Linked DNA regions of Mus musculus: region 1 is linked to region 2. The links are chromatin contacts, found by Hi-C or POLR2A ChIA-PET in ENCODE. All regions are on one chromosome and are shown on one strand. The core of a region is the stretch at or near the end of the contact, and the rest is flanking DNA. Distances in the headings are between cores, read along the strand shown.

Region 1 (4,571 bases), core at 400-2,899, 140 kb before region 2:
GAGCTGTGGAGGAGAAACCCTGCAAAACACACACACACACACACACACACACACACACACACACACACACACAAAAACCTGTGTGTACTCTGTGAATGCAAAACTCTTACAAGGAGTCTTTGTGTGCAGACACTGGTGGCCCATGTGGAAGTTCACGGAGGGGCAGAGCCTGGAATTCTGCAGGTTCAGGGTTAGCTGTCTTACCTTGGGTTGGTTTTCTCTTCAGGGACAGTCATTACCTCACTCTATAGTGGACCACACAGCTTGTGACAATAGATAAAAAACCTCTCAGAATCCACTGACAAGGCAGAACATGAAATTCTATCAGTCCAAAAGCTAAAACCTCATCAGATGGTATCTTAGGTAAATAGAATATCTCCGATGACTCTATGAGACACACACCAATGTATTTTAAATTTTCCTTGGTTAATGACATTCTCTGTTCTGTAAAACCATGAAACTGCCTTGTGTTGAAGCACAGAATTTGGATTAACCTAAGTCTGTATTCTCAGATAATGGCCACTCAAAAGGCTGACTAAACTGTCTCTTAACCCTTTAAGAGGAGAACTGCATTTTGCATGGACAGGAACCTATGTGAAAATTATAAGACCCCAAGTGTGCCAGAGCTTTCTGAATTTTTCTTACAACCACAGGAAAACATGAGGAAATCATTCTAGAAATGTCCAGTGAGCAGCAGTAAAGCTGGGTGCCAGATACAGGGACAGAGTGCATTTAAGAGAATTTAGATATTTCTGATAATGTGAACAGACAGAAGAAAATCATGTGACCAGAGGAGGGCCATCTCCTTTCTCTTTCAGAGACATTCCAGTCCCTTCCAGAGATCATGAGTTCCATTTCTCTCATCTCACCAAGTCATCTCTCATATCTGAGAAGGAGTCCAAATTTTGGACAGAACACATACTAAGAATTGTTGAGTATTATTGTCTAGTGTTTTTTTTTTTTAGCAGAAGGGCAAAATTCATAATTATTTGGATTGTGCAAACACTGGTTCATATCAATTACAGGACTACTCTGTGGCTATACAGCCATGTATTGTGGTGATTCAGGTACAGGATTATACATCCTGAGTTCTTATTCAACCCGAGGCATCCATAAATCTAACACTTTATTCCAAAGGAAAAGGAACTAACATTCCACACAACAATCACCCTCACGGGACTCTTTGTCCCTGGCACTAGGAACTTTAGGAAGATTTGTGAAGTCAAACTCCAGTACTAGATAGAACACAGAGTATAGGAGGCGCTAGATGTCCAAGTGTTCTAAATCTCCTGAGAATCTGACTACAGCCACGTGAGAACGGGTCAGCTAGGCAGAGCATATTTCCCCAGTAAAGATGAGTGCGCTCCTTTCAGCATCTCAGAAATAAGCAGTCAGCAGACCCAGCCTGCCCTTGCCATCCTGTTGTTTCCAACTTTCTTCCCTAGCCTAGGTCAGCACAACATCTCCAGGTCAGCAGCTTGCCCTGTCTCATAACAAGCCCAGATAAGCTCCTTCCGTGCCCGATACGCCACCCTGCACAGTCCCTCAGATCTGCAAGGTTGCGGTGTTCCCTGCACCAACCTCCATGTCAGAGATCCAAACGAAGGTTTCAACAGGACAGACGCCTAACTCTGGGGAGAAGTTAAGTTTGAAAATCAAATGCGGAAGTTTGATAGCAACGGCCAGCCTTCTGATGACGTCACAGGCATCCGGACTACATTTCCCACAAATCAGTGCGAAGAACTTCCATGAACCCACAGAACTGGGTTGTTCACCTGCTGGTATCCTGACTGTGATTCCTTGAAGTTGGGAAGAAACAGTCTTCTGCACTTGGGCAGTCACAGGGCATTTGGATTCATTTAAAGTTCTGTGGTCCCAGCACGCAATGTTAGCCTGTGAGTCGACCCTTTCACAGTGATGTTTATCAGGTTTCTTAGTTATTTCTGCTAGAACACCGTGATTTTAAACTATCTTACTACCACATGGAAAACTCGCACTTTCATGACTTGCTTTACTTAAAAATATGGAAGCAAGAGCTAATTTAAGGTGCTCTTGAAACCATCCTTGGTGACCCTGCCTGCTACGCAGCATATCAGGTGCTTAAGACAAAAGACTTAGAATTCAAAGCCAGCAACCATCAGGTATTTTCTGAGCACTTGCTTTCCTCTGCATCTCTCCCAAGAGGAGGAGCAGAGCTCCTGGGATCGCAGTGGTGTATGTCCTAACTCTTGGTCCATTTTGTATTATAGGATTTCTGCCTGTGTTAGGTTTGATGTTCCGTATTGAATTCTCCGTCTCTCATGTGAGCCTGTCATCGTTCATATTTGGCAATATTTGAACATCAGTGGTATCCGCCTTGAACTTCCGTTATTTCTCCGAAGCAGAACACCGAGATAATTCCTTCTTGAATACAAAGGTATCAGAAATATGTTCATAGCATTGCCAAATGAGGTCGGTATATTAAAGAAGTTACACTGGAAACATACAATATTGAGAATTCCCATCTCTTCTTGGGAAGGTTTATTCCTGTGAAGTTCAAGCTTGAGTCAAAGTTACAAACCCCATTGCAGAAAAGGCTTCATACTTCCCTGATATATTATGATTCAAAAGGAAGCTGTTTCAGAGCAAAGACTGTGCAGAGTCCCTATTGAGTTCTTTGTCAGGGAGTGTGTTTACCTATGGATGCAGAACACCTTCCTCGATTTAGAGAAACTAGAGTCAAGAAGCAGTACATTCACCTGGACACTTGATTGGCATGTCTGTTTAGAATGAGGTCATGAGTGGTCTGTCCTCCTCCTGAATATTGCAGTGGAAGGCATTGTCAGCAACCACAAGGACAGAATTTCTGAGCATAGCAAGTTTTCTAATATGTGTATGTGTTGAGGTTCGGTGTGTTGCTATGTTTTGTTATGCTAAATTCTCTACTCAAAGGTCTAGACTCTCTACTGACTTCTCACATTTACAAGGTTCTGTTGTGTAAACCTTGTTCCTTGATTTAAAACTACTGGATAAATCAAATTGGCTACAGCCAATTACTGGAGGGATTTGAGGCAGGTGAGTTTTGAGTTAGCTGGTAGGAGGTGGAGAAGAGAGAGAAGGAAGAGACACCAGGACAAGGAGGAGGAATGGGAAAAAAAGGACGAAGCTGCCCTGGAGCAGACGGACCATGAGCATGTGGCCAGGAGAAACTGCAACTTCCACTGGGAAGGCAGCCAGGACAGCAGTTAGAAGAGTAGATTAAGGGTTGCAGCTCAGTAATTGTCAAAGCCAAATGAAATAACCCTAATCCGAATTGAGTTTATTTGTAAGGCGTAACCTTAAATTGGTTATATTACACATGTATATGTGTACATCTATGTTTGTGTCTGCTACATGCACACCTACCTTAGAGGGTCGTCATTCACGTGAGATGTGCCCATCCTTGAAGTTGCAGCATCCATTTACAAGTCTTCTGCAGTCTCCATTTCTTTGCATTGTAATTGTGTGATTCAATAGGAGGAGGAGCTACCATAGTGTAGTCACAACCTGAACATGTGATCAAAGAAGAGCCTAATTCAGCAGAATATTAGGGACCCAGGCATACTTATCAAAACATCTAATGGAACCAGATATTCAGGCCTAATATGTTTGTTTAGACCAAGTTCACCATTTTAAGTTTATTTTCTACTGTCATTTTTTAACATCCTGACCATTTAGTTTTCTCCCTTTGAAACATTCTCCAATAGGTGCCATGTTTGACAAAATCACTTTAAAATCTTTGCTTACAAACTAAAGAGATTGTTCAATAGTTGAGAGTAATTACTGTCTTATAAAAGATGAGTTTGTCTTCTAACACACTTGTAATGGCTTTCAAGCACATATAAGCATTAGTTCTAGAGGATCAGATATCTTCTTTTCACATCATCAGGCATCAGTTGTAGAAAAGATAGGCACACAGACAGACACACACGGAAACAAATTTCTAGTAAAGTGAAATAAAATGTATAATTGAAAATTTATGCTGCCGATGGTGGTACATCCACCTATTTTGACTAGACAGGGGTCAGAGAGAGCTGGATCTCTCAGTTGGAGGATGGCAATTTATAGAGTGAATTTCAAGAATATCAATGCAGAAACCCTGTCTGGAACAAGTACAATAACAATAAGAAGTAAAACCAAGGCTTCATGTTTAGAAAACAATGATATTTGAAAGGAATATTGTTTTTTTAACTGTTTAAACATAACACAAATTGTTAAACACCTACCAATTGCCATTTTAAAAGATAGATACTTTCACCAGCAAAAGCCCACTGAAATAGAGCCCTTCCTAGTGCAGTTCTCAAGAACCCCATGTCTACCATTTTGGCTGGCTTGAAGTTTCAGAGGTTTACTCCATTATAATCATGGTGGGAAGCATGGCAGCATGCAGGCTGACATGGTGCCTGAGAGGAAGCTGAGACTTCTACATCTTGATCCAAAGTCAGCCAGAAGCAGCTTATGTCCCACATTGGAGATAGGTAGTGATACGTGAAGACACACACACACATACACACACACACACACACACACACACACACACACACACACACACA
Region 2 (4,438 bases), core at 1,242-3,741:
ACATACTGGTAAGTGGTGTATGCCCAACAAACCGTTGTGGCTTACATTCTCATTCACTGACTTATGTGGATACCACAAAGAAATGAGCAACAGGATGTAGGGTTTAAGGAGATGGCCAGCCCATCTGGACACACACTTTACACCTCAATGTATGTCATTGCATTTGAAAACAATTTTGAATGAACCCAATGACTGCAACTTTTAAAGCCCCATAAGACAGAGTAATGAAAATCTGTGTTTCTCAAGTTTATCTCATGCATACGTATTTGGTTTCTATTCAATTCTGTCCAAATAACATCTGTAATTTTTCTCAATGGCCTCTGACATCATCACTTAGACGACCAAGACCTGGACGCCATTATCCAGCATACTTCCCCTTCCGAGTTTCCAAGAATGGCCTGTGTTACACAGCAAGGTTAGTAGCAAGCAAACCAGTAATGCCACTTGTCAAGCCGTCACTTGCACATGTTAGCATACACCAAAAAGATTCTAGAAGAACCAGGTGGGACTGGACACTACAGGGCACTAACGTCCCAACGGAAGGTTCCCAATGGAACCTACTTTCCCAAGAGGAAGGAATGACATGTTGTTTTACTGGTTGTCTTAGTCAGGGTTTCTATTCCTGGACAAAACATCATGACCAAGAAGCAAGTTGGGGAGGAAGGGTTTATTCAGCTTACACTTCCACACTGCTGTTCATCACCAAAGGAAGTCAGGACTGGAACTCAAGCAGGTCAGGAAGCAGGAGCTGATGCAGAGGCCATGGGGGGACTTTTTTTTTTTTACTGGCTTGCCTCCCCTGGCATGCTCAGCCTGCTCTCTCATAGAACCAAGACTACCAGCCTAGAGATGGCACCACCCACAAGGGACCCTCCCCCCTTGATCACTAACTCGGAAGGGGAAGTATGCTGGATAATGGCGTCCAGGTCTTGGTCGTCTAAGTGATGATGTCAGAGGCCATTGAGAAAAATTACAGATGTTATTTGGACAGAATTGAATAGAAACCAAATACGTATGCATGAGATAAACTTGAGAAACACAGATTTTCATTACTCTGTCTTATGGGGCTTTAAAAGTTGCAGTCATTGAGAAAATGCCTTATAACTGGATCTTGTGGAGGCATTTCCCCAACTGAAGCTCCTTTCTCTGTGATAACTCCAGCCTGTGTCAAGTTGACACAAAACTAGCCAGTACACTGGTTGATGCCACATGTAAATCTGGCTCTCATTCCCCACGTGAGGAGCAGGAGCAGGGTTTCTGTTTTGGCTAACTAGAGATGCATTCTACACACTTTGATGTGCAGTGTAAGGAAGGAGAAGCCATGCAAGAGGCAGAAAAGCAAGGGAGGGGTGTAAACCACTGTGGCTGCTTCAGACAAGGAGAATTCCAGAATGGGAATGAGGTCCGTTTACCTTAAATTACATAAATGCATAACGTTCTTTAAGTTCTCCCTCACCCTGCTGACCTCACACAAACGCTTAGCAGCCTAAAACAAGGTGAGCTTTCCCCCCACTGCTCCGGGGGTCCCTGCTAATGGACTGGCTCAAGTTCAAGACCAGATCGAAGAATGTTTGTACAACAGTTGTGGGCCAAGTAGACATCCTGTCTTTCTTGAAAAGTAATCAACCAAAACTTAGGGATGGAACCCTTCAAAGGCTTAAGAAACGCCAGCCCTGAAGGTGAAGCGGGACATCAGCTTCCCCACCCCTCACTCTGCCTGCCAGTGGTTGCTTCTCTCCATGTGCCCACCGCACCTGTTTTCCCTCAGCCCTAGTCAAAGCTTTTCTTTATCAGGTGATTCTGGTAGATTTGTCCACGGTGCCCCAGAATTTCCCAGCTACGACCTGTTGTGTCTCTGATTTTTTTCTTACCCGTTTAATTCACCGACTGGCCGAGAAAAACGATGACAATCCTTGATCATACCGGCGTGCTGTGAAACGCTCGAGAGGCAGAAAACCCACCTATTTTAGATGAACTGAGAAAACCTCAAGATTCATCTGAGAGTGAGGTTCAGCTAGTAACAAAGTCTCCCCAGCCAAGCGGGAAAGTGAGCTCTCAGCACCGCCTGAGATGCAAGTTCGTCAGCTGACCCACCAAGCCTGATCTTTACACCATACCCCACTCCCGTGCAACCATCCTGCACTCCTGTCCCAGAAGCCCACGGTAGACTCGCGTTGTGCTCAGAGTTCTGACAAACATCAATCAGGGCACCGTCAGACACGCCCTCTCCCCAGCCCTGACCAGTATCTTTATGGACCAGAATGTAAGGACAGCGCAGGTCAGTTTCTCCCGACCTCCCACCCATCGCTGCTCTACTCGCTGCCAGATGGATCCCCGCACCTCGAACAATGCCTCAGGCTGCGCTGCTCCCTGGACCAACCTCTACGTCAGCGATGCAACTCGAGAGCTGAGCAGGACAGCACTCTCACCCAACTTTGGAGAAACAGCACACTTTCAGACTCAATTAAATACTGTTTCCGGAGCAGGTCCCTGTGACGACACAGTGGCCAGACTACAATTCCCACAAGTCTGTGCGAAGAATTTCCCGGAAATCAGCTAGGGCTGTTCCTGGATTTGTCACTGGCAACCCACAGGAGTGTATGAGAGAAAGAAGCCTACTATGCTTGACAGCCATTGGGAAGTCAGGCTGGTTTTCATCTCCAGATCCACAACATGAGATATATGAATATGAGTCGAGCCTTTGACAGAAATATTAGGGTTTCAGGTCCTTTCCTGTCCATGTGTTGTGATTTTAATCTTACTACTCCTTGAAAAAAAAAATCAGCACGACGAAGCAATCACTAGTGTGGGAATAAAAAAATATCTTTTAAAGATGATTTTTCAAACCAGCATTGATGTGCCTTATTATGCTCTTAGCTGCCTGGTGGCTTATGGAAGAAGGACCCAGGATCCAAGGTTGGATTGGGCTATTTATAGAGACCTTATTTCTAAATAAGATGGATAGGGAGCTAGTTTAAGGTAAAAGCCTTTGGGTGTAATGGCTTTGGCTCAACACTATGCTACATAAATAATTCTTGTTCTTCTGTACTGATACCCGGTGTGAGTCATATATATATCAGATTCTACAACTGGTAAAACTATTCCTGTGAACATTGGAACCCATACAGTACAGGAAGTGGGCCAAGACCACACAGGTGGTTTTAATAATTGAACAAAGTTAAGTTCAGCTCTTGAGATGAAAGGAAAGACCATCCAGAGACTGCCCCACCTGGGGATCCATCCCATATACAACCACCAAACCCAGACACTATTGCATATGCCAGAAAGATTTTGCTGACAGGACCCTGATATAGCAATCTCTTGTGAGGCTATGCCAATGCCTGGCAAATACAGAAGTGGATGCTCCCAGTCATCTATTGGATAGACCACAGGGCACCTAATGAAGGAGCTAGAGAAAGTAGCCAAGGAGCTAAAGGGGTCTGCAACCCTATAGGAGGAACAACAATATGAACTAACAAGGATCCCCCACCCCAGAGCTGTGCAGGACCCTTCATTAATGTATCCTTTACAGGGAGGCACATGACCTGACTGTGTAGTTTTATCTAGCTCAGAATGGTAACTCCTTTAAAAGGTTGTTCAATGGACTGCATTATATGACGTTATACATAATCCAAATATTTCCCAAGTTCCTCTCTACAAAGCAGAGGTTTTCTATCCATGTATGCATATATGGAATGTTTCCTATTTACCTATGGAACTTGTGCCTTTTGGCTGTTGTACTGGCTGGTTTTGTGTCAACGTGACACAAGCTGGAGTTATCACAGAAAAAGGAGCTTCAGTTGAGGAAATGCCTCCATGAGACCCAGCTGTAAGGCATTTTCTCAATTAGTGATCAAGGAGGAAAGGCCCCTTGTGGGTGGTGGCATCCCTGAGCTGGTAGTCTTGGGTTCTATAAAAAAGCAAGATGAGCAAGCCAGGGGAAGCAAGCCAGTAAGGAACATCCCTCCATGGCCTCTGCATCAGCTCCTGCTTCCTGACCTGCTTGAGTTCCAGTCCTGACTTCTTTTGGTGATGAATAGCAATGTGGAAGTATAAGCTGAATAAACCCTTTCCTCCCCAACTTGCTTCTTGGTCATGATGTTTTGTCCAGGAATAGAAACCCTGACTAAGACAGCTGTCCACCTTCTGGACTACTTTGATGATTATTCTTTACTTGGTTCCAAGTCATCTGCCTATGCTTCACATGCTGATAATACTGAAAGTCTCTCTCTCTCTTGGACAAGATTAAATTGAGTTTTTATTTAGCAATGTCTAGCTTGTGAGCATTCTAATTCAAAGAAATAAAAAAGGCATCATAGAAGATCCAGCTCAGTTTTCTGCTCTACAGATGTAAGTGGTAGAGGGGAAATGCTTTTAAGCATGCCCCACTTGTTATCTTGTTCACACTACAAACTGTAAATATGCCACCTCATCACAT

The links. Hi-C counts contacts between places; a loop is a spot of excess contacts on that map. ChIA-PET counts read pairs that join two places held with the same protein, here RNA polymerase II (POLR2A).
Region 1: a map of heart shows a loop between it and region 2 (2.1-fold over the local background). The contact joins the promoter of Zfp953 here to the promoter of Zfp58 in region 2. A Hi-C loop is called at or near these places in 1 of 37 maps with a recorded cell type or tissue (heart). POLR2A ChIA-PET finds 5 or more read pairs at or near these places in 1 of 5 experiments (Patski).

Annotation. Positions count from the first base shown.
Region 1 is chr13:67,358,923-67,363,493 of GRCm38, forward strand. Zfp953 (zinc finger protein 953) reads right to left here and starts at 1,650. Exons shown (of 4, transcript NM_001038651.3): 1 at 1,582-1,650. The coding sequence starts at 1,587. It overlaps Gm17039 (predicted gene 17039), which reads left to right and starts at 1,743. Exons shown (of 2, transcript NR_167764.1): 1 at 1,743-2,141; 2 at 2,250-4,571.
Region 2 is chr13:67,498,031-67,502,468 of GRCm38, forward strand. It overlaps Zfp58 (zinc finger protein 58), which reads right to left and starts at 2,492. Exons shown (of 4, transcript NM_001007575.2): 1 at 2,341-2,492.